Linked DNA regions of Mus musculus: regions 1, 2 and 3 are each linked to region 4. The links are chromatin loops, found by intact Hi-C in ENCODE. Cell type or tissue: left cerebral cortex. All regions are shown on one strand. Links, peaks and the distances in the headings refer to the core of each region. The heading gives the core; the rest is flanking DNA. Region 1 holds the start of Tmed8 (transmembrane p24 trafficking protein 8). Region 2 overlaps Sptlc2 (serine palmitoyltransferase, long chain base subunit 2). Region 3 holds the start of Vipas39 (VPS33B interacting protein, apical-basolateral polarity regulator, spe-39 homolog). Region 4 holds the start of Pomt2 (protein-O-mannosyltransferase 2).

Region 1 (7,610 bases), core at 3,611-7,610, 52 kb after region 4:
ATAATAATAAACAAAGAAATAAAAATTAAGAACAAATAAGGTGCTAAGGAGCTAGTGTAGCAGTTAAGAGAGCGCACTACTCTTACGGAGTTCCCATGTTGGGGTGAGAGACTCACAATTGCCTGTAACTCCAGTTCTAGGCTGTTCCACACACTCTTCACCTCTACAGGCATGCACATGTACAAGCCCAGACCCAAACATACACATAGTTAAAAGTAAAAAAAAGCTTTGCTCGGCATGGTTGCCCATGCCTTTGATCCTAGCACTTGGAAGAAGTCAGCCCAGTCTACATAGCAAGTTCCACACCAGCCAGGACTACACAGACTCTTATCTCAAAATTAAATTAAATTAAATTAAATTAAAGAAATGAAATCTTTAAGTATATATCAAAATAATTACTACTGAGTGATTTTGTTGGCAATGGTACATTATGAAAGTAGGTAACTGGTTTTTTTTAATGAAATCTTAATATAGTCTTTTTTTAATGAAAAATAGTTTTAAATTAATAATGAACCAGTTTAAGACAATAAAATATATACTAGAACATAAAGTTAGTACTCAAAGATATTGCTAAACTCTAGTTCATGAAAAAAAAAAATCGGACTTTTAAAAAAAGATCTGGCCGGGCATGGTGGCACACACCTGTAATCCCAGCACTTGGGAAGCAGAAGCAGGCGGATTTCTGAGTTTAAGGCCAGCCTGGTCTACAGAGTGAGCTCCAGGACAGCCAGGGCTACACAGAGAAACCCTGTCTTGAAAAACCAAAATAATAATAATAATAATAAATTAATTAATTAAAAAATATCTGTTCCTAAATGCAGAAAGACTCCAATTTTAGGGGAAAAAACCAGTGAAGAATGTTCTAGCACATGAGTATTTGTATATGTATTTCTTTTTTTTTTCAAAATATTTATTTATTATTATATGTAAGTACACTGTTACTGTCTTCAGAACCACGAGAGGGCATCAGATCTCATTACAGGTAGTTGTAAGGCACCATGTGGTTGCTGGGATTTGAACTCAGGACATTCAGAAGAGCAGTCAGTGCTCTTAACCGCTGAGCCATCTCTCCAGCCCCTGTATTTCTTTTCTGAATAGGTAGATTCTTGTTATTCAAAATTCCAAAGTGTCAAAACTCTACCATGAAAGCTTCCTTCTATGTTAGCTCCCCCATCTCCAAAGGCGATCAACACTATTGGGTTTTATGTAGTCTTCCAGAGAGACTTTATGCACGTAAAGGTAATGTGCATGTTTGTGTGAATAAAGGGAAGGATATAACATACATATACACATGAGTTTCAGATTTTCTACACTACTGGGACATTAGACACACTACTGCAAATTTTCTTTTTTTCTAGCTGCACCTCAGATACCTTATGAAGCTTTCTCATTCTTTTCTACAGCAAATATTTCATTTGATGAAAAACAAGTCATCAATTTATGAGTTTTCTATGGATAAACTTTTTTCCAAAATCTTTTACCACTACAAATGATGCTGTAATAACCTTGTATCCACATTCTTAAACAGGAATAAACCCATATAAAATAGACACTGCAAAGAAACAGGTCAATGGAAACTATGTTCTAATTGTGATGGATAGTAACAGTGTAATTTAGGTCCCCTGGAGAAAGGTACAACTATGTTTTGTGCACCTGTACCAACAGTGAGTCATTTCCATTTCTCCTTATCAGTCAGGCTACACAAAGTTCATATATCAAGAGTCGCTTCCCAGAGCATCTTTTTTTCCAAACAGCTTAATGTATACAGAAAAAGAAAGAAAGTTTAAGTTTAAAGGAATGCCCTAACTTACTCAAGAACTGCTGGCAAAAACAACTGTAGCTGTATTTGAATAGGCAGGAAGTGTAAGGAGAAAAGAAAAACATAAGTTTATTTCCTGGAGTATACAATGTGGGAAGATGGACTGTTGTGTGAGAGAGACAGGAAAAAAAACAAATATAAACACATCCTTTGGGGTTTCTGAAATCTAAACCACTAGGAACAAGGAAAAGCCAATTTTTCAGTAGTACAGATTTTAATAGGGCAGCCAAATGAAAGCTAATTCTCTGTATATTTCTAGAGAAAACAGGACAAGTTTTACAAATTGGAGGACAGCAGAGAAAGGCTTTTATTATTCTTTTTAATGAGTATGTATTTGTTAATCTTAGTATGATTATAAAAGTTTAATTTCTCAAGCTAGTACTATCACGTATAACATTAAGACTGAAATGAAAATTTAAAATAGTAACCAAATAATATTTGACTATGGTACTCTTTACTGTGACAAGATCAGTGTTAGGGTTCGTAACTGGCCAAAATCTTGGAACCAATGAGTGGAGGAGAAACAGGAGCTGGACGGTAACAGTTCGTAACTGATGGGCTCAACCAAACCAAAGCCTCCTCAAAGCCTGCTTCAAAGACTCTCTCTACATGGGACCGCTTCCTTTCCCTTTTGGTTTTTGTTGTTGTTTTGTCTTGTTTTTGTTTGGGGGTGTTGTTGTCTGGTTATTTTGTTTGTTTATTTGTTTGTTTTTTGTTTTGAGACAGAGTTTCTTTGTTATAGCACTGGCTGTCCTGGAGCTTGCTTTGTAGACCAGGCTGGCCTGAAATTCACAGAGACCCACCTACTTCTGATGCTAAATGCTGGGACTAGAAGTATGCACGGCACCAGCACCCAGCTCTGGACCTTTTTCAAACTATGATTTTCTTTCCAGGCTAAGAGTGGCTCAGTCTCATGTTACAGGTCTGAGCTTACTGTCTATTCTCTTTACTGGGAAGCTAAAAAAAGGGCAGGTTTTCCCCAAAGTGTCTGAATATTAGGTCAAGGTTTCTTTAGAATTCATTTCCTAAGACTTCCCCTTCACTAGACAGCTGCAGAAATAATTAGCCTACCTTTTTTTTTTTTTTTTTTTTTTTTTTCAGAGCAGAGGCCCAAAAGCAGGTGATGTGGTTAGAACTGGGAGGCTTACAGGAAAGCACATCAACTGGGTGATGCTTCAACAGAACCCAGTGACCATATAGCCCAATTTCTCTTCAGTGCCCAAGGCTGGGGTATGACAGACCTCAGTGTTCATTCAGGTAACACTGGTTGTACTATACCTCATGAACTGAAGTAAAACATGGTAACCAGCCATCGACACTGTAAAAATGCAATAACTATTCTTTTTAAAAGCAAATTATTAGCATGTCAATTTAAAAATCAGAATAGAAATTAAGAAATAAAAACAAAAAGACGTCTTGGCATAAGCTTCCAGCCAGCACTCTGTCCCATCCGGCAGAGAGCCGCTCCATTTCCAGTCCTAGCTAACTTAACAAGAAACGGTCACGGACATGAACCACTCCATCCCTTGCAAAAGGACAGACTGCACTGCTCAGTCTTACACTAGAACCATCACCAAGTTCACCTGCCCATCTCCAGGCCTGAACATCAGACGCTTGGTCATACACAGCAAACTGAGTCCTTGCTGAGGTCATCACAAACACTGCCCTTTATCTTCCCCAGTGTAAATGTAGTTCTCTGAGCTATTCTTCACCCCTTTTGCTCCCAGGTTAACTACAGGGCGTACTCGCCCGCTCTAGTCCATTTTTAGCTCCCGAAAAAAATGGCACGGGAGCCTAATAAACTTACGAACAAGCTGCAGGCACTGTTCTAACTCTCTACAGATGCCTGCTTCCCTCTGTTCCATGTGTGTCCTCATGGTGACTCCCCTGACTGTGTGCGAATCCTCCTGGTCCTTCTCCCTTCTTCCTCTCTCATTCTTCCCTTTCAATTGCGACTCCGGACTGGAATCAGAAGTCCCGCCCTACCCTCTTCTGCCCAGCTATAGGCTGAATCAGCTCACTGTTAATCAATCAGGGGAGATGGAAAAGAATTATCACACATCACCGAGACAGGAGTTGCTCCAAATATCATGACATTGTCAATGTCCAAACTGCAACCAGATCTCTGGGCACAGCAATCGGCATCTGAATACACAGTGCACAAAACCACCCCCACCCCAGTACCCCAGGGCTCTGTAGACTTCAAAAAAAACCTGCCTTTAAGTGATGTAATACGTATTCCTCAGAGAGTTTCATGATATAAGGAATGATTCTCCTCTGGGGAAAAGAAGAACCCAGGTGCCCCCAAATAAAAAACAAAAAACACCAAAAAAAAAAAAAAATTAAAAAACAATCACAGTTCCTAAGACTCTAGGAACACCATGACCACTAGAGACTTTGGCTTACACAAACATACATCCTTCCTTTTACCAAAACCTCAGCAACAAATACCGGTGCTGCATGGTAAAAACACATTCTTTCTTGTTATTCTGCATACTGACAAACTCCTGAAGGAATAAAGTACACTGAAAGACTCAAACCCTCAGTTCAATAACAAATGAATATCCACTCATTTTCCCCTGCTGTTTTCTAAGATAACAAAAAGCGTCTTTCTGTCTCCTCCCTTTTTAGTGTCTCTACGTTAACTCAGCTCATTTTCTACTGGGAAGTGGCAGCACACTCCCAATTTTGAGCAGTTTTAAAGTTTCACTCCGGAGTCTATAAAACCCCACTAAAGTAGCATTGCCCCCGAGCTTCAGAGACGAAGCTTAAGTCCAGGCCTGAGTTTCTTTCGAATGCAGCATTTCTAACACGTGAGGTAGACCTGCAGGCCAAGGACCTTTTAATAGCCTATGGCTTATAGTTTGGCTGTAATAGCTGCTTATAGCTCCAATAACCAAAAATGTTGCCAGATGTTGCCAGATGTCTCCTGGGGTGTCAAATTGCTCCTGGTTAAGATCCACCACTCTACCCCAAGGAGCATCCTTGGTTATTACTGGATGTTCAGTCAAATCTTTGCACTGTTACCTTCACCTCCAGATTCAGCCAGATATTTGCAGAACTTCCCACCCAACAAACATTTGAAACACAAGGTGTTAAGAGCACTCCAGGAATATGTTAGAAAATAGATCTGATATAAAGCAAAGACACTCGGGTATGTTCACCACAAAGTGAGAAAATGAAAGACAAGTTAATGTGTATGTAATTTATAATTATTGGCACATATAAGGGACAGGTGCTTATAAAACATATACCTGTATAAGGGCTTATATGTTTAATCTTTATAATCTTTCAGAAAGTACACTTAATTTTTTTCCCCTTTTCTTTCTTGGTAGCACTAGGGACTAACCCAGGGCCTCGAAAATGAACTCTACCGCTTAACTACATCCCACCCTAATTAGAATTTTTATTACCATAATATCAAATATATGTTAGCATTGTTTACCACAGAGCACAAAAAAAAAACCCTTAAAAATAGAAAAGACAAAATGTATTAGGATGTTTTCAATAAAAATATTGTCCGTGATTCACAGCTGGGGGGGGAGGGGTGCTCGTGCAGCACCACACACCAGGGGCATGGAGAAAAGCCACTATGTTGAAAGATAGCAACCAGGAATACCTTTTCTAGTAATTTAGTTGTACTAAATCAGACTTTAATCTCCTCCAATTGCTTTGTACAGCGGGCATCTTGGGTTGCACATCAAGTACTTTAGTCACAGTGGCTCACGATCCTCCCACCGATGCTGTAAGGCACAGGTACTTTTAGAACCCACATCTTATACAAGAGGAAACTCAGACATGTTTAGAGAAGTTTAACCAATTGTCCAAGGGCACTAAAAGTGAGGATTCACATTCCAACTAAGCATCAGGAATCCACAGCAGTACCTCAGTCACTGTGACAGCTACTTTGAGATCTCGATAAAACCAATCACTTGCACTTAGTGTGACCAGATCTCTCCCCTCTAAAGTATCCTTTTAGTCGCACGCCCCTGTGATGGTCACAAGGCTGAAAGGTAACAGCGCGATAGACTGTGCCTATAGCTTTTGGACACTTAAGTAAAATCACACGAAGGAACTTGTGTGGTCTGAAATGGAGACACCGGCCCAAGCAAGAGGAGGGGTGGATCTCGGAGAACGAGAGACATCACCAAAATTTCTACTGCAGCCTCTAGTTCCTGCCTTTGCTTTCACTATCAGGCTCCTTCGAGACCTCAAAGCCTCCTTATTCTGGCTGCTTTCCATCTCTCCCACTCTCAAGGATGCAAGGGACGGAGGTTGGGCGCGGGGGCCTACGCTAGGGCAAAGCGGGGTTCTGAGAGGAAGGCGGGCGCCCCAGCAGACGCCGGCAGGAGCGCGCGGAAAGGCAGGTGGGGTCGCGCGGAGAGCCAAAGACAGGGGCAGGGGTGAGAGCGGCGGGAATGGAGGTGGGATGCGGACCCCGACTGAAGCCAAAGAGGCGCGGCGGAAGGAGCCGGACTGCCAAGCCGGGTGCTCCGAGAAAGGGAGCGGGACTGGAACCAGGGCATTTCCAAACCGCGTAGAAAACGACCTCGAGCGCAGCCGCGGGCCCCGTGACGGTGGGGACCCCGGTCGCCCGAGGTGCGCGGCCCCGAGCCCAGAGGCACCCACCCTTGCAGCGCCCGGGGCCTTGCGTACCTGAGGCGGCCGCCTGGCTCTCCTCCACTCCCCGTCGGTCCCCGACGCCGCCCGCCGACCCTCGGCGAGCTGCGGGGCTCCAGAAGGCCGGCCCCTCAGCTGCCTGCCGGTCCGACATCTGCAGCCCGCGCCGGGAGCGGCTCCGCAGCCAGCGGCTTGCGGCTCCGGAAACAGCCGAAGGCGAAGCGAGCGCGGCAGAGGAGAGCCGAGCGGAGCCGAAGCGAGCCACGGGCCGGAAGGAGCGGCTGGGCGGCAGAGGGTAGCGCTGGCCTGACACGTGAGAGGGGCGGGGGGGGGGGGGGGCGTGCTTTTTCGGTCGCCGGTTTTTACAGTCCGCACTTGGAAGGATCGACAAAATCTCGGGAAGAGTCTGGAAAACCCCGCCGGAAATCGTGGTATCCATAGAGACGCTGTCGGAAGTTGAGGTTGCTAGGAGGCCTTGGGCGCATCGACTGACATGTCTGAAGTCTCAGGAGATTATAATTCTGACTCCGATGAGAGTCTGAGTCTGCAGCCTAAAAGAACCAAATCTGGTAAATTACATAATGCTAACGCAGACACCTTGTTTGAGGTAAGCTCTAAGCTGTCCCCAAATACTGACCGAGACCCAGGAAATGTAGGAAATGTGCCACTAGAGCCAACCAGGACACGCAAGGGGGATTTGGTGCCCGTAGGTAAAAATCATGAGGTGCCAGACCTACAACGACAGGACGTTTCAGTAGGTGTGTTCAAAGGACCACCTACAAGAACAGGTACACAGCTACCAACAAAAATAGATCCAGAGCAGAAGACACCAGATATTCGAAGTGAAAAACTAAGAAAATCAGTTGAAGAGGAAGCTCTACCTCCATCCAAGATGACCAAATCGGAAAAGAAACAAAAAGAGTCAATTAAAGAAAAAAGTACAGAGCCATATGAGGTAACTAAACCTAAGTTCCCAGACCGGAAGCTAAGGAAGTCTACTGAGGAAGCAGATCTCAAACCTCACTTCAAGTCCACAGAGCAGTCAGGCACAGAGCAACCTGAGCAGACTAAGTTCCCAGACAAAAAACTAAGACAGTCAACTAAAAAGAAAGTCTCAGGGCCACTGGAGGATTTTGAAGAAGAATCAAGAAGACCCATTGATGAAGCAAGT
Region 2 (7,641 bases), core at 1,960-5,959, 190 kb after region 4:
GGGTCTGGCCTAGAGCTCAGCACTGGAGTAACTGCTCAAATGTGCAAGGTAGGGATGAAACCATTCACCAGAAAATTCGCTCTGCCTCTCTCCTCTTCTAATCGCTGGGCTTGGCTCATTGCCTCCTCTCCCCCACTGATCTGGATAGGTTTCTAAACAATCTTCATTAAAACACAGTAATAAAGGACAAAGCAGGAAGCAATCGCTCCTGGGCTCGGAAGGCAGTGCTAAGGTGGGTCAAACGTCCTGAGTAGCATGCAGTTCTCTACAAGATCATACAGATGCTTCTTCAAAGACAGCACTTGCCATCTCCTAAATTAGTTGCTGGATCATTTAACACCTCATTAGCAAGTCTATTGCTGGGTTAATTCAAACAGGCCAAACCTGAGTTTAATTAAACTTCAGCCTACCCAAGTTCTACAGCAGTAACAGAATTTACCTAGGTTCTTTAGAAGCCAAGTGCAGTGAAGTTTTCCATATGGAAGTGCGTTGTGCAGTCCCTGTAAAAGCCACCTGTTAAATGCATGTATCCAACTCACTTTGTCTTTGATGTGGCCATGGTGGTAGCATCCAACTACACGTGAAAAACACTGTACACAAAGCACTAAATTATTTTACATCCAATTGCAGTTCTGGAATTTTTTTAAACATCTTAGTTGATTTTTATGGATATTTTGATTCATTAAAAAGGTCTTGGATCTAAAATCCACTACAGAATGTGGTCAGTGATGCATGAAGGACAAGCTAGCTCTCCGGATTTGGTGGGCTTTTCAGAACTTCCCCGGACTCTTCTACTCACCTGCTCTTACTTGATATTGACAGTGAAAGAGAGCCAACAATGACAGTAATTCTAGGGGACACGGGAAGGCTGGCCAGGAGGAAGGAAACGGAGCAGTAAAGGCGAGCAGAACTGTAGCTCCTCCTCCCTGGCTGGCTGCAGCTTTCTGAGCAGCACTCTTCTCCTAACAGCAGCACAGACCATCTCACTTTGAATCTCATTTTAAGCAGGATTTAATATGCTTAATGAATTATTTTAAAGCTCTATTAAAAAACCAATATAGGAACATGCAACTTTAATAGAAATAAAAATGCTCCCTCCCCAGCCTCCTACTCCCAGGAAGCAGTGCTGGGTTTTGTCTGCCTTTCCTGGTTTTAAGCTCCACAATGTTAAACCTCTTTGTCTTGTTCCATCATTCCTCAGTGGAGTCTGGGAACGGTGTCCTAGAACATAGTCCTTCTAGAGCATGTTTTCTCCGTGAATCACCACCAATTTGCATAACTTTACATTTCTTCTTTTGGCTAGACACTTTCATAAATTTAAAAACATAAATGTTAAATTTTCTTTATAAATTTATAGTAGACTGTCGATTTTTTTTTATTAAGTACAGTAACAGTAGTGGGAGAGTATATTGAAGCCCTAGGGAATTTAAAGTTGTTTTGTTTAGCTTCACTCCATGGCCCCGGCTGGCCTTGACCTCACTAGGTTGACCAGGCTGGCCTCAAACCTTCAGCAATCATCGTGCCTTAGCTTGCCAAGTCTTGGGCTCACTGGCACCTGCTAGTATGCTTGGCTGGGGCAAGAATGTAGAAGCCTGTAAAGATGTCTGCCAACCTCACTGAAAGGTATCCAAGCTAACCTTACAAACACAGAGCAGAGACACACATACACAGGTCGCTCTGTGGTTCTAGTGACAGCTCAAAACAGTAATAACCTAAACATCCACTAACAGAAGGAACAAAAGGCTGCCCGAATACGCTGGAATGCTGTAAAACTGCAAACAAGTGACTGAGAAAATCACCCCCAACATGGGACTCATAATGAGAAAAACACAGCAAACTGTATTAAGATACATACAGCAAGAGTGGTTCGTGTAACATTTGAAAACACAAAGGACAGGGACAGTCATTATTAGAATCTGGTCTATTCCTACACGTAATAGAATGTAAAATTTCAGGTAGCAGAACCTATGTGACATAATTGAAAATAGGAAAAACTATATTGTGTCCTTGATTCATTCCAAATCTCCCCACCCTGCAAACGGTTTAAACACTATTCCATACTCACATACTATCTACCTGCTTCAGCCCTGCAAACTGAGAAACCGGCCTACGACTCTCCCATGACTACACTATTCACTCCTCTCGCCTGTATACCTCTGGTCAACAGACCTTAATGTGGCATTTCCTTTGAATGTAGTAAAGACTGCCCATGCATTGAAGGTCCTCTGGTATCTTCGTGTGCATTTCTATATATCATAGGGCATGCTGAATACTGTAATAATATGGCACAACACATTTTTATTGTTACTTTTTGAGACAAGGTTTCTCTATGTAACCCTGACTATCTTAGCTTAGTTCTGTGGCATCTGTGTAATGCTCACAAATTCTGTGGAACCCAGTCATGGCACAAGGATAGCTTATTTTTACTTCACAGGTCTGGGAACTCACTCTGTAGACCAGACTGTCCTGGAACTCAGAGAGATCCACCTGCCTCTGACTCCTGAGTGCTGGGATTAAAGACACGCACCACCACCACCTATAGCATAATATATTTTAGCAACTTAAGCAGACGGGTGCCGAGCCCTTTGAGGAAAGGCTGAATATGGCTCATAAACTCTCCATAGCTCCTCCTCAGACTTATGCCCAGCTACCATCAATTTTGGTGATGTCCAAGCAAAGCTCATGACAGAAGGTTTTGATTCAGTTAACTCAAAATTTTCAAGTTACTACAGCAAACATAGCAGGTTTTCCAACACTCAGTAAAGAAGCTGACAGATGATCCCAGTCCCCAGCCATCTGAGTTGTTCTAGCAGTGGAATCTTCTATTCTGGTCCCAGACCTGTGAAGTAAAAATAAGCTATCCTTGTGCCATGACTGGGTTCCACAGAATTTGTGAGCATTACACAGATGCCACAGAACTAAGCTTTGGTGGTGGCTTGAGAGGCAAAACCTGGAAAAGCAGTACTAATCCAACACTTTGTCTAATTGCCATATTTCATTTTCTCATCAGACATTTTTGATGAGTACAAATAAGTCATTAATTCATATGTACTTCATCATACAGATCTAGGCTCTGAGAAATTACCAACATTAACATTGATAGCATAGCTGTTAGCTTTTTCTAGTCTAAACCAACGGACCAAACTAAATAATCTGTATAACAAACTAGTAAGGCCACTGTACTTTCTGTCTCTGAATACATGTATATTTTATATCCAAACACATTCTCTCACATCAGAAAGAGAAGCAATACATCTATGCTATTGTGAACTCAGGAAGCAATTGACATGGCTTCAATTCTGTGCAGCATTAATACTTTCTTCCTGAATAGGCAAATGCATAAAACCAAAGATGACAACACTATTTCCAAAAGTCTCTTCATAGAGATAATAAGGATCTTTGACAGATAGGAACAAATATAAAGACAGTTTGGGTTTCAAAAAAGTCTTAGTCAAAATCAGTCTCCTACTTAACTGGCTCCAACATAGGCTGTAGCTCATCTATAGTGCCATGTAGCATACATGTACATCTATAATGTCATGAAGAGCCCAAGGCTAAGGATGTAAAGTCTGACATATCCATAATGCCTCAGAAGCAGCAAGCTAACAAGTTAAATTAAGTACATGTCATACTGCTAGCAGAAAACTTTGTTATCTTCTTTCTTTCTTTCTTTCTTTCTTTCTTTCTTTCTTTCTTTTTTCTTTCTTGATGGGCTAGGGTCTCTAATAATATAGGCTGGCCTCAGGATAAGGATGACCTTGAATAATTCTCCATTTCTGAAGTGCTGTGATTATAGCCTTGTATCACAATGCCCCATCCGTACAGAGACTTTTAAAAGTAAAAACAGAAAGCAAAGACTCAATTACCCTTCTTTCACAGTAATTGGTCAACACTGCCCTCTGGTGATTCAATGTAATAAACAAGGCAGCATCTTTTACTTTGATTCAGTTATGTACCTGCATCTCTTTGGATGTACATCTCACCAACGACAAAAATAGATTTAAGATGGCCTTCATTATGTATTGTTCATAAAATTAGAAACTTTAAAAAGGCTTAAAATCAAAGACTCTGGAAACATGCTATAGAAGACACACATCACTATGTAGTAAATTACATTTCCACATAAAACATGTGATTAAGAAAGACCCTGAAGGCAAATTTCCTAAAGTTAAAAGCACAGTGGGACAACAAGAAAGGTCTTATCGGGCTGGTGAGATGGCTCAGTGGGTAAGAGCACCCGACTGCTCTTCCAAAGGTCCGAAGTTCAAATCCCAGCAACCACATGGTGGCTCACAACCACCCGTAATGAGATCTGATGACCTCTTCTGGTGCATCTGAAGATAGCTACAGTGTACTTACATATAATAAATAAATAAATAAATAAATAAATAAATAAATTAAAAAAAAAAAAAAAAAAGAAAGGTCTTATCATGTGTAATTCAGACATGGTAGCACACACCATTAATCCCAGCACTTGGGAAGCAGAAGCTGTGAGCTCAATGTCAGCTGGGTCTATGTAGAGTCCCAGGATAGTCATGCATACAGAGACCCTGCCTATAAAGAAATAAGGGAGGGAAGGAAGGGAGGGAGGGAGGGAGGGAGGGAGGGAGGGAGGGAGGGAGGAAGGAAGGAAAAAAGGAGATGGAGGGAGGGAAGAAACTCTATACAAGGGAGCCAGTATAGTTATCAAAGTGTATTTAACACACTGAAAAGCATATGTGGCCAGTGTTGCCCTGTTGGAAGCCTGACTCCTTATTTAGGGAAAAACTTCAACGGAAACAGCACAATTGGCTGCTAAGGTTTTTACTAAGCCAAGGAAATGCTTCCTGAAAAAGACTTACCAAGACTGGTGCCATCCTGCCCCATGATGCACTTCATGGAGGTGATAATCTGTTCCATCACAGGCGGTGACATCGACGTGGCATACACAGCACTGTGAGAATGTGTGCGCAGGTAGTCTATCAGCTCCTGCAGAAGCAGAGGCAACATTAAGAGGCCGTTCCTGAGTACACAGATGTGTGTGACTACTTTCCCTTCAACAGCCTGGTGCAGGTGCTAAGCTGGGACTCAAGGTCAGCTAATACCATCAAAGCTCACAGCTGGCCAACAAGGACGCCAGAAACAGGGCAAAGCCAAGGTTAGGTCAAAGAGGAATTAAGAAAGTATTAACTTGCTTTTTCTTTTTTCTATTCTTTTTTTCTTTTTTCTTTTTTTCGAGACAGGGTTTCTCTGTGTAGCCTTGGCTGTCCTGGAACTCACTTTGTAGACCAGGCTGGCCTCGAACTCAGAAATCCACCTGCCTCTGTCTCCCGAGCACTGGGATTAAAGGTGTGCGCCACCACTGCCTGACAGACAATGATTTGCTTCTAAGTGGCCTGTGTGTCTCACCCTATATACAAATTGCCTGTCCTTATGCTCCTAAATAACATGTTTCCCTAGGCTGGGAGCAGATCACTTAGTGATGCTGTGAGCAGCTCTTAGCTGCTAAGCCAACGCTCCAGATCCTCATTTAAATCTTTAAATAAAACACGCATAACAAGATTCTAGTGTACTATTGGGCATAGTGGTATATGCCTATAACCCTAATCTCTGGGAGGATGAGTGTGGGGAGCCGCCCTCACATTCGCCGTTACAAGATGGCGCTGACATTCTGTGTTCTAAGTGGTAAACAAATAATCTGCGCATGTGCCAAGGGTAGTTTTCCACCCCATGTGCTCTGCCTTCCCCGTGACGACAACTCGGCCAATGGGCTGCAGCCAATCAGGGAGTAATACATCCTAGATGGAGAATAATTCTCCTTAAAAAGGGACGGGGTTTCGCCATTCTCTCTCTTGCTCTGGCTCTTGCTCTCTTGAGCTCTTGCGCTCTTGCGCCCTGGCTCCTAAAGATGTAAGCAATAGAGCTCTTGCTCTCTTGCTCTCTGGCTCCTGAAGATGTAAGCAATAAAGCTTTGCCACAGAAGATCCGGTTTGTTGCGTTCTTCCTGGCCGGTCGCGAGAACGCGTGTAAGAGATGAGGCAGGAAGATTGCAAATCTAAGGCTAGTCTGGGCTCCAAAATGAGGATATATCTTTAGTGAAGAGGAGGGAGCAGCAGTTGTATGTATCAAAAACAAATAAAAAGAGACGATGCAACTGTAAAATAGGCAATTGCTGTAATTTCCTCACAATTGCATCCCAAAGCACAAATATCTTGTATCAACTCTGAAATGATACCTTATATATATGACTTACTATCTTTAATTCATATCAATATATCATTTAACTCTCAAAGTAAGCTTTGTCTCATTAACAAAAAAAGGAAAAATCTATAATGAGATCTACCAAACCTGATTAGAAGCAACTGACAATGACTTTAGAGGAGTCTAAAGGCCATCACTTATAGACTCGTCTTTCTTCTGTCATCAGTGTCCTATCTGGAATGAATAGACATCTGTTCATGTCTTCCCAGGAAAAAAATTACACAGCATGGAAGTAATGATGTACAGCTCTAGCAGGATTTACTACAACAAGCCAGGTTAGGACTGTACATCCAGAATGACACAACAATCACAGGCCGAGGTCCCTGCCTAATGAGAGTGGAAGTGTTTTTTTGTGAGGAGTATGAATGATGCCTGCAGAAACACACCATGCACAAACCAAACGCAGTGCTCACAAGGGTTATGTAACATTTTGTGTAGTAAATGGCTTTCTACACACAATTCACAGCAAGGGTGGCACAGAACTAAACCCAGAAGAGAGCATTGATGAAAGATATCTGATGCCTTCATACAATGATGTGTGTGTATGCCAGCACTGTCCTGAGAATAATGCTCTTTGCAACAGCACTCACTGTCAACATCTATAAAGCAGCTACCATATTCTCCAGGGGTCTTTTTGTTTTGTGCTATTTCTTCACCTTTTAGAAACTTTCTTTGGTTCTCATCAAGACCAGTAAAACTGAAATTAAAATTATCAAATGTAGCATTTTGGTCTTCAATTTTCTGAGGCGAAGAAAGCATTGTGTGCTATTTAGAACTCTGACAGGCCAGGTGAGATGGCACGTGCACCTAATGCTAGCGTGTGGGAGGGGGAGGCAGGAGGATCAAGAGGTCAAGTCCTACACAGCAAGCACTCTGACTAGCAAACAAGGTGGTCACACATTTTCCTGACTTACAGACTTGTGCAACTTCCTGATCAGGTCTTCACAGAAGGACTGTCTGAAGTCTATTTCAAAGCTAATGAAAAAAATCTGCTTCTGGGGTGATCCGACTAGTTTAATAAGTTACATTCTAGCCACCAAATACCCATAAGATTGAACAGCCTGGCATCAAGGAGGGACAGACCTGGTATCAGGTCACAGGTTCCTCTCTCATGTGTGTCTTCCTTGGCAGTAGCACCATCTCCCATGTAGAACTGGTCCATAACCATCTAGCTCACACATCACAATTCTCAGGGTTTGATCTGACTGCCTGATCGTCAAACTCTGACAGATTCAAAGTACACAAGTAACCATGGTCAGAATTTATACACCTCACAACTGATTAAAGAAAACTGCACAAGGGAATCAGTGGAAATAGAAATGCACACAAAAAAAGTATAATAAGCTAAGAATATGATAAAAATAAAGTATATACATAAATGAAACAATTTTTTCTAGTTAT
Region 3 (4,000 bases), core at 1-4,000, 120 kb after region 4:
AAAGGGTGCGGAGAGGGTGGGTTCACCTAGACACGAGGCCTAGACAGGGGCTTGGGACACCCTCACCTCTTCCACACCGAGCGCTCCTTCTCAGGACAGCGCCAGGCTCAGCCGCTGGACCAGCCTTTCTAAACAGGCTGTGAGGCATAGAGAAGAGCAGAAGGGGACAGCGGAGAAGAGTCTGAAGAAGGTGAAAGGAATACCCGCAAAGCATCCTGGAAGTTGTAGTTCCATAACCTCTATCATTCTTTCGTCCTCCCTGCGGGCCGCGAGGCTTCTGGACTAGCATTCCCAGAAATACTAGCGCATAGTGCTAGGTCATTTCCTTTACTTTCAGCATGACCTTCCGCAGTTATCGGAAGGGTTGGTTTAAAGACTACAACTCCCATCAGGCTCAGCAAGGTCGGTTTAGGGCCCAAGGAGACAATGAGAGGAATATTTTGTGTCCTAGCCGGTGGGGATTAGGATCTTGAGGGCCTAGACTTAAGAGCTTTTAAGATAAACTGAGAGAGCTGGAAGGAACGCCAGAAGTTACGGAACCTACGGCTCGGCGAGCTGGAACGGAAGTACCCGGTAAGAGCGAGGAGGAGCCGGAAGTTAAGGCTGGGAGGGGGTTGGGGTGGAGGGAAAAGCAAGCCAGGAGGTGCTGTGCTGCTTCTAGTAGTTTCCAGGCGCTGCCAGGCGGCTGGGACCGAGCGGTCCTCAGGCTGTGGCTGCGGCTGCTTGGGAGCTGGTAGCGGTGCGATAAGTGAGCTGATGGCCAAGTGGGGTGAGGGAGACCCACGCTGGATCGTGGAGGAGCGGGCGGACGCCACCAACGTCAACAACTGGCACTGGTATGGGCCAGCAAGACAGGCCGCAGGAGCACTGTTAACAGGCTAGGGGTTGGAGGTGTCTGGGACCTTGGCGAGTACGGGACCCAAGTAACCCTGGCCTGGGGTTGGGCGTGAGTCCTTTCTGTAGCAGGGGTCCCCTCCATCCCTCGCCACCATCACAGTCTTAGGGGCGATGGGTTCGACATGGACTGCTGAGTCCCCAAGGAGGAATTTCAGAGCGAGAACAGAGTGCCCTAGTTGCTGCATCCAGCCTGAGCCGGGTGATACTTCCTACACGTGGCCGCAGGCGTCCTTGAGATCCAGACCCCTGCCGATTGTGTTGGGAGTCTGCTGGGGAATTCGAGAGCTCCAGGCGCGGTAGTTGTTGGTTTGCGGGTTACAGTGAAAGCAAAAGTCATAGGGGACTACTGCCTCAGTCCAGCGTGAGAAGCTTTGGAACGTGATCTGCAGGGCACTTGGAGCTTCGGGATGCTGAACGCAATGCAGTCTCCTACCCGGAACTGTTAAGTTCTGTTGTAACAACTCCAGGTTGCCCGGCAGTCATGATTTTACAGCCTAACCGGTCTTGGAAGCTGCCTCATCTCTCAGAAATCTTCTGGAAACAAAGTTATTTGGAGTGCCACTGAACTTTACAGACATTATATTTTTTTTCCTCAGTTATAGCTTTTTGATTTTTAAATAGCTGTACTAGAAGGGCAAAGAATTGATTTTTACCGTCTTTTTTTTCCCCCTTCAACCTGTCTCTTTTTAACATTCTACTTGATGTAATTTTTCTTGTGGACTTTGTGACACTGTCTAGAGGATGTAGGATGTGTAGGGCAAAGTTTGAACACTGAACGGGACACAACACTGTTAATGAGGCTAGCATTATTGTTGGTTTGTTTTGTTTTTTTAAACTGAAGTTCTTAGCAAAAATGCTTGCTTGTCTTTGCTCTCCTGACTTAAGCAGTATGGTCACATCTTTCTTCTTGGCCAAATGGGGGCGCCATTTTAACGGTCAAGGCTCATTGTGCTAAGACTGGAAAGTATTAACTTGGTTTGCACAGCACCTCTCTTTGTTGACAACTCGCCACCCCTTTGGATTCCTAAAAGTAGCATGTTTGTGGACATTCTAGGGTAGAATTGAGAGGGTTGGGTTGTTTTCTGCCTCCTTTAACCTTGCAGTCACCTGCTGAATGAAACAGTGCGTTCTCCTCTTGACTGCCAGCCCTTAGCGCTGCTTCTGTCTTGCAGGACAGAGAGAGATGCTTCAAATTGGTCCACAGAGAAACTGAAAACCCTGTTCCTGGCCGTTCGAGTAGAAAATGAAGAGGGCAAGTGCGAGGTGACCGAAGTGAACAAGCTTGATGGGGAGGCATCCATCAACAACAGGAAAGGCAAACTTATCTTCTTCTATGAGTGGACCATCAAACTGAACTGGACAGGTAAGGCCTGCCAGGCTGCCAGGGAAGAGGTTATAGCCCCGTTGCCATAGCTCTGATCCTTGCTGGAGAGGTTCTGAGCACTGACAAACTCTTGAAGAGAGAAGACGGTGTTGCTTTGAAGGCAAGCGGCATTGGGCACTCAGTGGGACGCCAAATGAATTTATCTGCTTGATCTCGTCAGTTCCATCATTTGTCTCATGAATGAATGATTTTTAAAAGGGGGGGATGTTTCTTTTAGCTTCAATCACTTTCTACTTCCAGTGCAAATCTTATATCACTGTACTATCATAGCTAATTATACATCTGATTTGGGGCTGTTTTACCATCTTATAATTTAATGTCCCTTCTGTAATACCCCTAGGGGGGAGAATTGGGCTGAATGGAATATTTCCCAAGTGAGTAGTAAAGATGAAAGTAGATAGATCTGTCTATAATTTTTGCTTTTTCAATGTATATCTGAAGTATTGTTACCTAGAAGGAACTATATATATCTTGTCTAGTCTCCTTTTTATATAATACACTGAAAAACTGAGGCGTACAGACACAGAGTGAGTTTTGTCATAGTTAACATGTACCCTAAAACTTAGTCCACTATGCAACAACAGTTACTCAATTTAGAAAGAAAAAAAAAAAAAACAACCCACAGGGTTGATAGGATAGAATTGATCAGGTACCCATTAGATGTTGTTAACACATACCTATAGTCCCACCACTTGGGAAACTGAAGATAGGAAAATGGCGGTGAACTCTAGGGGGAGAGGGAGAGAAGTCCTCCATCCAAAAATGTCTTTAAAGAAATCGGGGACCAGAGATTGGAGTTCAGTTCCCAGCACCCATTTATAACTCCAACATGAGAAGGCTCTGACCTCTGAGGGCACTTGCATATGTGTGTCCCCCCAACCTCCACACACATGCACACGTAATTAAAATGAAATCTAGAAACTAAAACTTAATACCAGAGTTTTATACATGTGCTGAGTATGAAATACATTCATACTGTAATCAGGATGGTGGGTGGTTTTTTCCTGAAAGAAGCTTGAAGTGTTGTGTTTTGGCCGTCAGGGGTTGTAGCTTGAGGGCCCTTGTGAGATCACAGAACGGGTCCATCTAAGGCAGAGGGATCAGCACATACCGATGGCACCTTACCTGACAGATGGCAGAGATAGGACAGTGACAGATGTCACATAGTTTTCTATGTTCACATCTTACTTCTAAATTATAAACTCACACAGAAGCAAATGCAGAGTGGCCACAATCAAATTCTCCATGGCAGGTGTTCTAACAACCAATGCTAGTGGCTACCCAGACAGGCTCGGGGGACCTGAGCTACTGCCAGTGCCATGCTATAATAAGTCATAACAGCTCTCACTCCACTGTGGGGTGAGGAAAGACATTAGGGGTGCCAGTGATTGCTTCTGGCACGTGGCATTCCCAGAGTGGAGGGTCACAAGAAGCCTAAGTAGGACACTGCTCTGGCAGGACCTTTCCTGCAAAGGAGGTGGCTAATGAAATTGCATTGCTTTTGACAGGTACCTCTAAGTCAGGAGTGCAGTACAAAGGACATGTGGAAATCCCCAATTTGTCTGATGAAAATAGCGTGGATGAAGTGGAGGTTTGTGTTTGCCGAGTCCTCGCTTGCTGCCTGTTGTCCCAGATGAGACACGTGATTCAGTCCCCACATAGTACAGGCTCAGGCTGAGGATGCAAAAAAGCAGTCTACGGGTACATTCCTAGCTTTGT
Region 4 (7,393 bases), core at 3,394-7,393:
GATACAAATACAAGAGAAGACATCCTGGAACCTGGTGGTAAATGTTCTTACCCAAATGAAGCAGTGGGCAGCAGGAGTAGAAACTGCTCCTCTGTTCTACTTATTAAAGAAGCTTGAGGACCTGACTGTGGATACCCAGCAACCATGTAAAACGCAGGTATGGCAGAGTGCCCTTTATCACAGCATTGAGTATGCAGGGACAAGATCCCAGGAGCCCAATGGCCTGCCAGCTCCGAATTCAGAGAGAGCTCATCTCTCAAAAAATGAGTGGAGACAGACAAAGGAAGATATTCAATATCAACCTCTATATGTGAACACACACACACACAAGTGAACAGGCAAACACATACCCATTAAGTACTGCTAGAATACTAAGCTAGTCACTAGGATAGCAGTGCCACCTGCTGAACACAAGATACTAAACACACTCTTAAAAAGCCAGTTATTAACTTCTGTTGAAAGAGTGCATTACCCCACCAAACCCTCAGAGTTCCTTCCATTTCCTCTTTAGAAGAGATTATCTTGGAGTTTAGAACAAACGGCTCAGGAGGCTTCTCTGTTCTACATAAAGCAGCAGGTGTCCCTTTGGGAAAAACTATTACCTAGTCCACTCCCTGAAACACAGTTACCAGGTCAGTGGGGCCCATGACACAGACCTTCCTTACAATGCCAGTACCTAGTCCTCTGGGGGTTAAAATGCTATCCACTGGGTAGCAGAAGCCGCTCTGACCTACAGACAACTGTGCTGGATAGTTCTGTTGTTGTTGCCATTGTTTTTTTTTAATGTGTATTGGTGTTTGTCTTGTATATATGATTGTGTGAGGGAGTGGGATGCCCTGGAACTTGAGTTACAGACACTAGTGGTTGCTGAGAATTGAACCCAGGTCCTTTGGAAGTGCAGTCAATGCTCTTAACCACCAAGCCATCTTTCTAGCCCTATGTTGGACAGTTTTATTTATTTATTTTTTAATATTTTTATTACATATTTTCCTCAATTACATTTCCAATGCTATCCCAAAAGTCCCCCATACCCTCCCCCCTACTTTCCTACCCACCCATTCCCATTTTTTTTGGCCCTGGCATTCCCCTGTACTGGGGCATATACAGTTTGCATGTCCAATGGGCCTCTCTTTCCAGTGATGGCCGACTAGGCCATCTTTTGATACATATGCAGCTAGAGTCAAGAGCTCCGGGGTACTGGTTAGTTCATAATGTTGTTCCATCTATAGGGTTGCAGATCCCTTTAGCTCCTTGGGTACTTTCTCTAGCTCCTCCATTGGGAGCCCTGTGATCCATCCAATAGCTGACTGTGAGCATCCACTTCTGTGTTTGCTAGGCCCCGGCATAGAGACAGCTACATCTGGGTCCTTTCAACAAAATCTTGCTAGTGTATGCAATGGTGTCAGCGTTTGGAAGCTGATTATGGGATGGATCCCTGGATATGGCAGTCTCTAGATGGTCCATCCTTTCGTTGGACAGTTTTATGTCAGCTTGACACAAACTAAAGCCAACTAAGAACCTCCGTTAGGAAAATGACTTCAGATGATCAGGCTGTAGGCAATTCTGTAGCACATTTTTTAATTAGTGATTGATGTGAGAGGGTCCAACCCATTGTGGGTGGTGCCATCCCTGGGCTAGTGGCCTTAGGTTCTATAAGAAAACAGAGTGAGCAAGCCATGAGGAGGAAGTCAGTAAGCAGCACCCCCTCCATGACCTCTGCATCAGCTCCTGTCTCCAGGTTCCTGCCCTGTTTGAGTTCCTGTCCTGACTTCCTTTGATAATGAACAGTGATATGGAAGTATAAGCCAAATAAACTCTTTCCACCCCGAGTTGGCTTGGATATGGTGTTTCATCTCAGCAATAGCAAACCTAAGTAAGATAACTCTGGCTGGCTGGCTGCAATCAGAGTTGAAGGGTCTGACAAACCAATTGAAAGACTATGTACTGAGAAACTCATGCTCTCAGCGAAGTGGAAACTGTCTGTCCACTGATGGAGTAGTCTGGATTACTCATGCAGATACCCATCACAAAGGATGTACTCTGATATGACTAGTTAGAGGTTCCTAATCAAGCCTACACTATCCAGCTGCTTATATTGTTCCAGTGGAGAAACAAATATGGTGGCATGAACTGACTGAGCATAAATTTTAAAGGACTATGGGTCTCTGAAGCAGAAGCCACCATGGTATACCAGACTCCTGCCAAAAGCTGGCCACTTGCTTTGCATAGGACATTGACTACCTGCTCCTAAGAAGCTCTGTGCATCAGGACTCTGTTCCCAGCTGAGGCTCTCACCAGTATTTCACTGCTGCTGTTGCCTTCTCGGGTTACAGAAAGGCTGAGGCTCTGGTTCCATGACTCTGGAGAAACCACTGTGATCTTTAAACTTAATGTCCTCTTATTAGCTTTCCAAACCATCTAAGTGTGACAGTGGCACACCTTTTTGTCACATTAGTCATGTAACAATGAGCCAACAGTCAAGGTAATAAACATGTAACCCATGTTCCCATCATCAATAAACAGCTGATATTGCCAAGCATTGAACTTTTCCTCAGAAACTTTCCCTCCATCACCTTCTCCTGGCCTACACACTTTAAAAAAGCAACCTTGTCCTAATGTAGTCATCCCCAGAAAAAGTCATCTCCTCATGACTACCAACTGGGTAATAATCAGGAAAAGGGAGAGGAGCTATATCAAGTTACTCAGACACACTTAGGTTTCCATGACCATGGTATGTCTTTCTTCTTAGTGACACCCTAGATCAGCAGAGAAGGGTAAGGGAAGATGACAATACTCATATTTAATTCTAGATTCATCTCCTGTATTGTCTTACTGGAGTCAGATGGCCTACAGTTTGATAAACACAATACTTGGCTAAGTACAAGTCTCACACAATGCCACCCGTGTCAGAGACATAATAGGTCTTTACAATGCCCATAGTAAAAAGGTCTAGATAGAAATAGGGTACAACAGGAGAAAAGGCAAACAGAAACTGGTGTGGCACACACTACCTTCCTGGGCAGAGTTGTAGGAATGAAACAACCCTGAAGAAGAAAGACATTAGAGCACTAGAGATATAATACAGTGAATGGAAACATTAATTCTCTCTTTCTCCTCTAATTCTAACCCCAAAGCCAGATAAGATTCAGATGGGCCACCTAAGACAAGTGGCAGCTTATGATGGTAACAACCTGTGGCTGCAAACAGAACTCATGAACATCGACATGGACAGTCTTAAGCTACTCTTGATGTAGCTGATGACATCAGCACCAACTCTCAAAAAACAGCTCACTGGTACACTTGCTAATGCACTGATGGTACAACTTTCTCTCATTGATACACTCTATAGAATGTATCATATATGAGTCTCTAAAGTACTAGGGACCTGAGCTATGCCCATACAATCATGGAGGCTCAACCACTCCATAATACTGCCTTTGAGACTTAACCAAATCAATGCAGTGGTGGTCTACATCACAGTGAGTGATGGTCCACATAAAACTGAACTGAATGACCTGCATCTCTTCAGGTAATGTGTTAGTATTTAAGGAATAGACATGGGATGTGCATTTTAATTACCGCCAATGATACCAAAGATCAGAATCAATCGAAACTGCTTTGCACAGGTCATAACTGGTAGACTGTTCTTAGACTATATTCATACTGCTGGCCCCTCATCAGGACTTATTTGTAAGAGGCTGAGTCCAGGGCCCATCACCCCCCTGCTTGGAGTTTCATTGACAGCAGCCGTAATTAAATCATATGAGACAAACTGAACAGATGTGGTTTCTGCCTCTGTCAGCCATGCTGATCTGAGTAGCTAATAGAGTTGTGGATTAACATGAAACATCTGCCAGAAACCAAGGCAATGCATGATGGAGGGGTAATAAAGCCAATTGGGAGAGAAAGCCCTTCATCAATGTCCTGGACAGCCAGGCAGTGGTGGTGCACGCCTTTAGTCCCAGCACTTGGGAGGCAGAGGCAGGCGGATTTCTGAGTTTGAGGCCAGCCTGGTCTGCAAAGTGAGTTCCAGGATAGCCAGGGCTATACAGAGAAACCCTGTCTCAAAAAACAAAACAAAACAAAAAACAATTCTCTCTTTCTCCTCTAAGTCTAACCCCAAAGCCAGATAAGATTCAGACGGGCCACCTAAGACAAGTGGCAGCTGATGATGGACAACCACACGTGCCAAGAATGTACCTAGGATGCCCTAACTGCATTTGACCTGGGCCATTTCTTAGGGCTGTGCTTGCAATAAGAGATATGGCAATGTCTCCTATGAGAACAGAGCTAATTAAGGCTTGTGAGTGTTAAAATAGATTTCCCAAACTCGTTAGTCCTTGGCCATTATGTAACCCACTGTGGGTACACCTATCTCTTTGGGATACAGTCATGTATAGTAGGATTTGACAGGGGGTGGAAGAACCTAACTCTAAAGGTGCTGATATTCATTCCCCTTCCTGTGATTACGCCTTTGTGTTTAACCCAGTAGTTACAGCTCCCAACAGTCATAAAATGCACCTAATTTATTAATTAGCTTCACAGTAATTTATTAGTTTCCTATAGGAGCAGCCCTGTCAGTGTGTTTGCTTGCTCTTGAGTAAGATCCACTTGTGACACCTTCTATGCTAAGTTTCTGTTTGGTGATATAGAGAAGATAAAACATCCCTTCCAGCTAAAGATCAAGTAACTCTGTGAGCTTGGGAAATGGAATTGAACCAAGCCTCAAGCCACCATCTGTATCATACAAAGTAAGGCCTAGAAAATAATTCTCACAGGATAACACCAGACCTGTTGCTCAGAATCTGTGCCGCCATCTCCCGATACCCAAACTATCCTTACTCTATAGGAATCTTTTTCTTTGAAAATCACGCTTTGGGAAAATTATGTTCTACGAATTTACTAATTTCTCAGCCAAGTTCAAAGAACCTCTGAGTATCACCATTTTAAAGCCAGGTGACTAGAAGACATGAGGACAACTCCTGCAAACTCCGAGTGTGGGACCCCCACCAGGGCAAACCTATTCTCCGAGGTTTGACACACCGGAAAGCTTTCCCCAGCCACCCCCTACTCCCCTCGAAATACAACTGAGTTTCTCTACCGCCAAGGACCTGTCGTGCCTCCGATGAATCCCGCCCACTTCGCGCCCTCAAGCCAATCAGAGGGTGGCGTCACTCCCTCTCAGTTGCCATGGTGCCCGCCAAGTCCTTTCCGCCACTTACCAGATGTGAGCAGGCTGGTCCAGCCGGTGAAAGCGGGTGGCAAAGGACAGCAGCGTCACCACAGCCAACGTGGCCCACCACCCTGCCGCCTGGAAGCGCCGCGAGCTCCAAGCAGGCCGTTTAAGTTTCCGTGCTGCAGCCTGGGGGACCACGTCTCGGCTCACGGCTCTGGCAGCCTGCGGCACACAGCGGCCCCTACGGGGACGCAGCTCGGAGCCCGCTAGGCCACCGCCTATGGCCGGCGGCATCCTCCCCTTCCGAAGGATCACCCTCCGGGCCGGAGGCACGCCGGGTCTTGTCCGCTGCCCCGTCAAGGGGTCATAAGAAGGCGTCTCGAGGTGCCATGGGATTTGTAGTTCCCTCCGTTTGCCGCGGAGCGCCGGGCCCCGGGCTCTGGGCGGGGCGGAAAGTGTGGTGGCCGCCCGGGCAGCTAAGAGGCGGCCTGAGGCGTAGAGCATTGCGGGAGGCGGAGGGAAACCAAGGACTGACAAACTCGAGTCGGCTCATGAACTACAACTCCCAGCAGCTCAGGGGGCGGGGGCGGGGCCAGCCCGAAGGAGGGAGGCCATCTAGTCCAACCTTCGCTCTCTGGACCCCGCTAGGCCTCAGTCATCTTCTAGTCCCGAGAGCTGACTTTCTTGGCCGGCCGACCGGGCGAGATGCAAGCCGGGAAGGTCTGTGCCCCACGTCCGGGGATGAGGGTCTCTCCTGAGAAACGCGGAGAAGAGCTGTGGGGGGGGGCGGGGCTGAGAGCTCGCTTCTTCGCGTGGCGCCACAACGACTCCCGGCGTGCACCTCGGCGCCCGCTCACTCTACACCTGCGCGCTGGCCGCTGAACCTTATGGTGGTGGTAGATTGGGCCGGGAAGGCTAAACTTGGAAGCTTTTGAGGGGCGTCCAATCGCGCTTTTCCCTGCTTCGGGTAGACAGACCTCTTCTAGGGCTTTCAAACATGGTTCCCTACTTTGCAGTTTCGCGGCGCCCTTCGTATGTCTCTCAGGGGACCTGGTGGTCCAGGCATGCACCAAAGGCAAGGGGGAAAGATGTGACTCTTTAACGACGTTAATAATCACTTGTAGTATCTGCTCAGGTTTCTAGTTTTGTCGGTTTGGCTCTAAGAAACGATCTTGCTGTGCAGCCCAACCTGACTTTGAACTTTGACTCTCCCGCCCCCGCCTTCCAAGTGCTGGGATTCCAGGCTGTGGCATATGGAGCGTCCAGGGTTTAAGTCGAACTTCTTTAGTCCACCCTAGAGCCATTTGTATTTAAGCCATTGCTGGAATGGAGCTGCGAGTGTGTTTTATAAGAGACTTAAAATTGAGTCTCTTAGGAGGGCCGATATGTAGGAAGGCGGCACATTAGATGCAAAGGACATTGCATCCGGTTAATATAGATTTTCCACATACAGATGTGATTTTTCAGGATTTTAATCATGTAAGAAATGGTATAAAAACAGCTAGGGATGTACGCAACTCTGACGTAGCTCCTAGCATGGGCCGAGTCTCCCACAACAGAAAAACTGCAAATTTAAAGTCGCCAGAATGCATGTTTGAGTTGGAAACATGATCCTTCCCGGTGCTAATTAAACGGACATTCTACTTGATATTAAAAAGTAGCTGTTCAAGTGCAAAAATCGCCAGGTGGTTTGCTGTTAGTGCTTAGCTGTGATTTCTCTCCCTGTTTATCTAAAAGCACATAGGAGACAAGCCTCCAGATGCTCTGCAGAGAGGGTTAGGATTGTCTTTATCAGGTTAACTGATGTGGGAGAGTGACACCATTCCCTGGGTTGGGTCTGGCTGGGCCCATAATAAGGGGGAAGTCAGCCAAGCACCAACACACAGCATTGTTCTGTTTCATGCTGTGGATGCATAGGTTACTTACCAGCTGTTTCAGGCTGCTCTTCCCCCAAACCCCACCCCACCCCCACCCCAGGTGACTTACTACATCTTGAATTATAAGCCAAAATAAACCACTCTTCTTTAGACTGCCTTTGTTGGGGCATTTTATCATAGCAGCAGGAAAAGAAACTAAAATGATATATAAGAAAAAAAAATAATAATAGATGTAGGGTAAGATTCCAGCTGGGTGATGGTGATGCATGCCTTTAATCCCAGCACTCGGGAGGTAGAGGCAAGCGGATTTCTGAGTTCGAGGCCAGCCTGATCTACAAAG

Evidence for each region. Peaks named below come from ENCODE experiments on the same cell type or tissue, not always from the same donor. Only the 100,000 strongest peaks of a DNase experiment are listed, where the experiment ranks them.
Region 1: a loop joins it to region 4, with 2.6 times the contacts of the local background. A loop is called at or near these places in 10 of 42 quality-filtered maps.
Region 2: a loop joins it to region 4, with 2.5 times the contacts of the local background. A loop is called at or near these places in 14 of 42 quality-filtered maps.
Region 3: a loop joins it to region 4, with 4 times the contacts of the local background. A loop is called at or near these places in 12 of 42 quality-filtered maps.

What each region holds. Positions count from the first base shown.
Region 1 is chr12:87,193,611-87,201,220 of GRCm38, forward strand. Tmed8 (transmembrane p24 trafficking protein 8) reads right to left here and starts at 6,619. Exons shown (of 6, transcript NM_001033475.3): 1 at 6,476-6,619. The coding sequence starts at 6,593. It overlaps Samd15 (sterile alpha motif domain containing 15), which reads left to right and starts at 6,898. Exons shown (of 4, transcript NM_001290288.2): 1 at 6,898-7,610. The coding sequence starts at 6,933. In left cerebral cortex, for the core only: no CTCF peak of the experiment used is centred there; DNase peaks (open chromatin) are centred at 5,622, 6,073 and 6,783; H3K4me3 peaks cover 2,252 bases; H3K27ac peaks cover 1,431 bases.
Region 2 is chr12:87,331,191-87,338,831 of GRCm38, forward strand. It overlaps Sptlc2 (serine palmitoyltransferase, long chain base subunit 2), which reads right to left. Exons shown (of 12, transcript NM_011479.4): 9 at 4,842-4,968. Among named protein-coding and RNA genes, the nearest start is that of Ism2, 35 kb to the left of the region's middle. In left cerebral cortex, for the core only: a CTCF peak has its summit at 3,908 (motif pointing left); DNase peaks (open chromatin) are centred at 2,808 and 3,900.
Region 3 is chr12:87,266,086-87,270,085 of GRCm38, forward strand. Vipas39 (VPS33B interacting protein, apical-basolateral polarity regulator, spe-39 homolog) reads right to left here and starts at 201. Exons shown (of 20, transcript NM_001142580.1): 1 at 67-201. It overlaps Ahsa1 (AHA1, activator of heat shock protein ATPase 1), which reads left to right and starts at 643. Exons shown (of 9, transcript NM_146036.2): 1 at 643-836; 2 at 2,070-2,260; 3 at 3,790-3,872. The coding sequence starts at 757. In left cerebral cortex, for the core only: CTCF peaks have their summits at 639 and 1,814 (motif pointing right); DNase peaks (open chromatin) are centred at 288, 555, 1,084 and 1,835; H3K4me3 peaks cover 2,082 bases; H3K27ac peaks cover 1,170 bases.
Region 4 is chr12:87,141,949-87,149,341 of GRCm38, forward strand. Pomt2 (protein-O-mannosyltransferase 2) reads right to left here and starts at 5,954. Exons shown (of 21, transcript NM_153415.4): 1 at 5,223-5,954. The coding sequence starts at 5,680. Gstz1 (glutathione transferase zeta 1 (maleylacetoacetate isomerase)) reads left to right here and starts at 5,759. Exons shown (of 9, transcript NM_010363.4): 1 at 5,759-5,896. The coding sequence starts at 5,882. In left cerebral cortex, for the core only: a CTCF peak has its summit at 5,521; DNase peaks (open chromatin) are centred at 5,180, 5,634, 6,002, 6,362 and 1 more place; H3K4me3 peaks cover 2,344 bases; H3K27ac peaks cover 1,798 bases.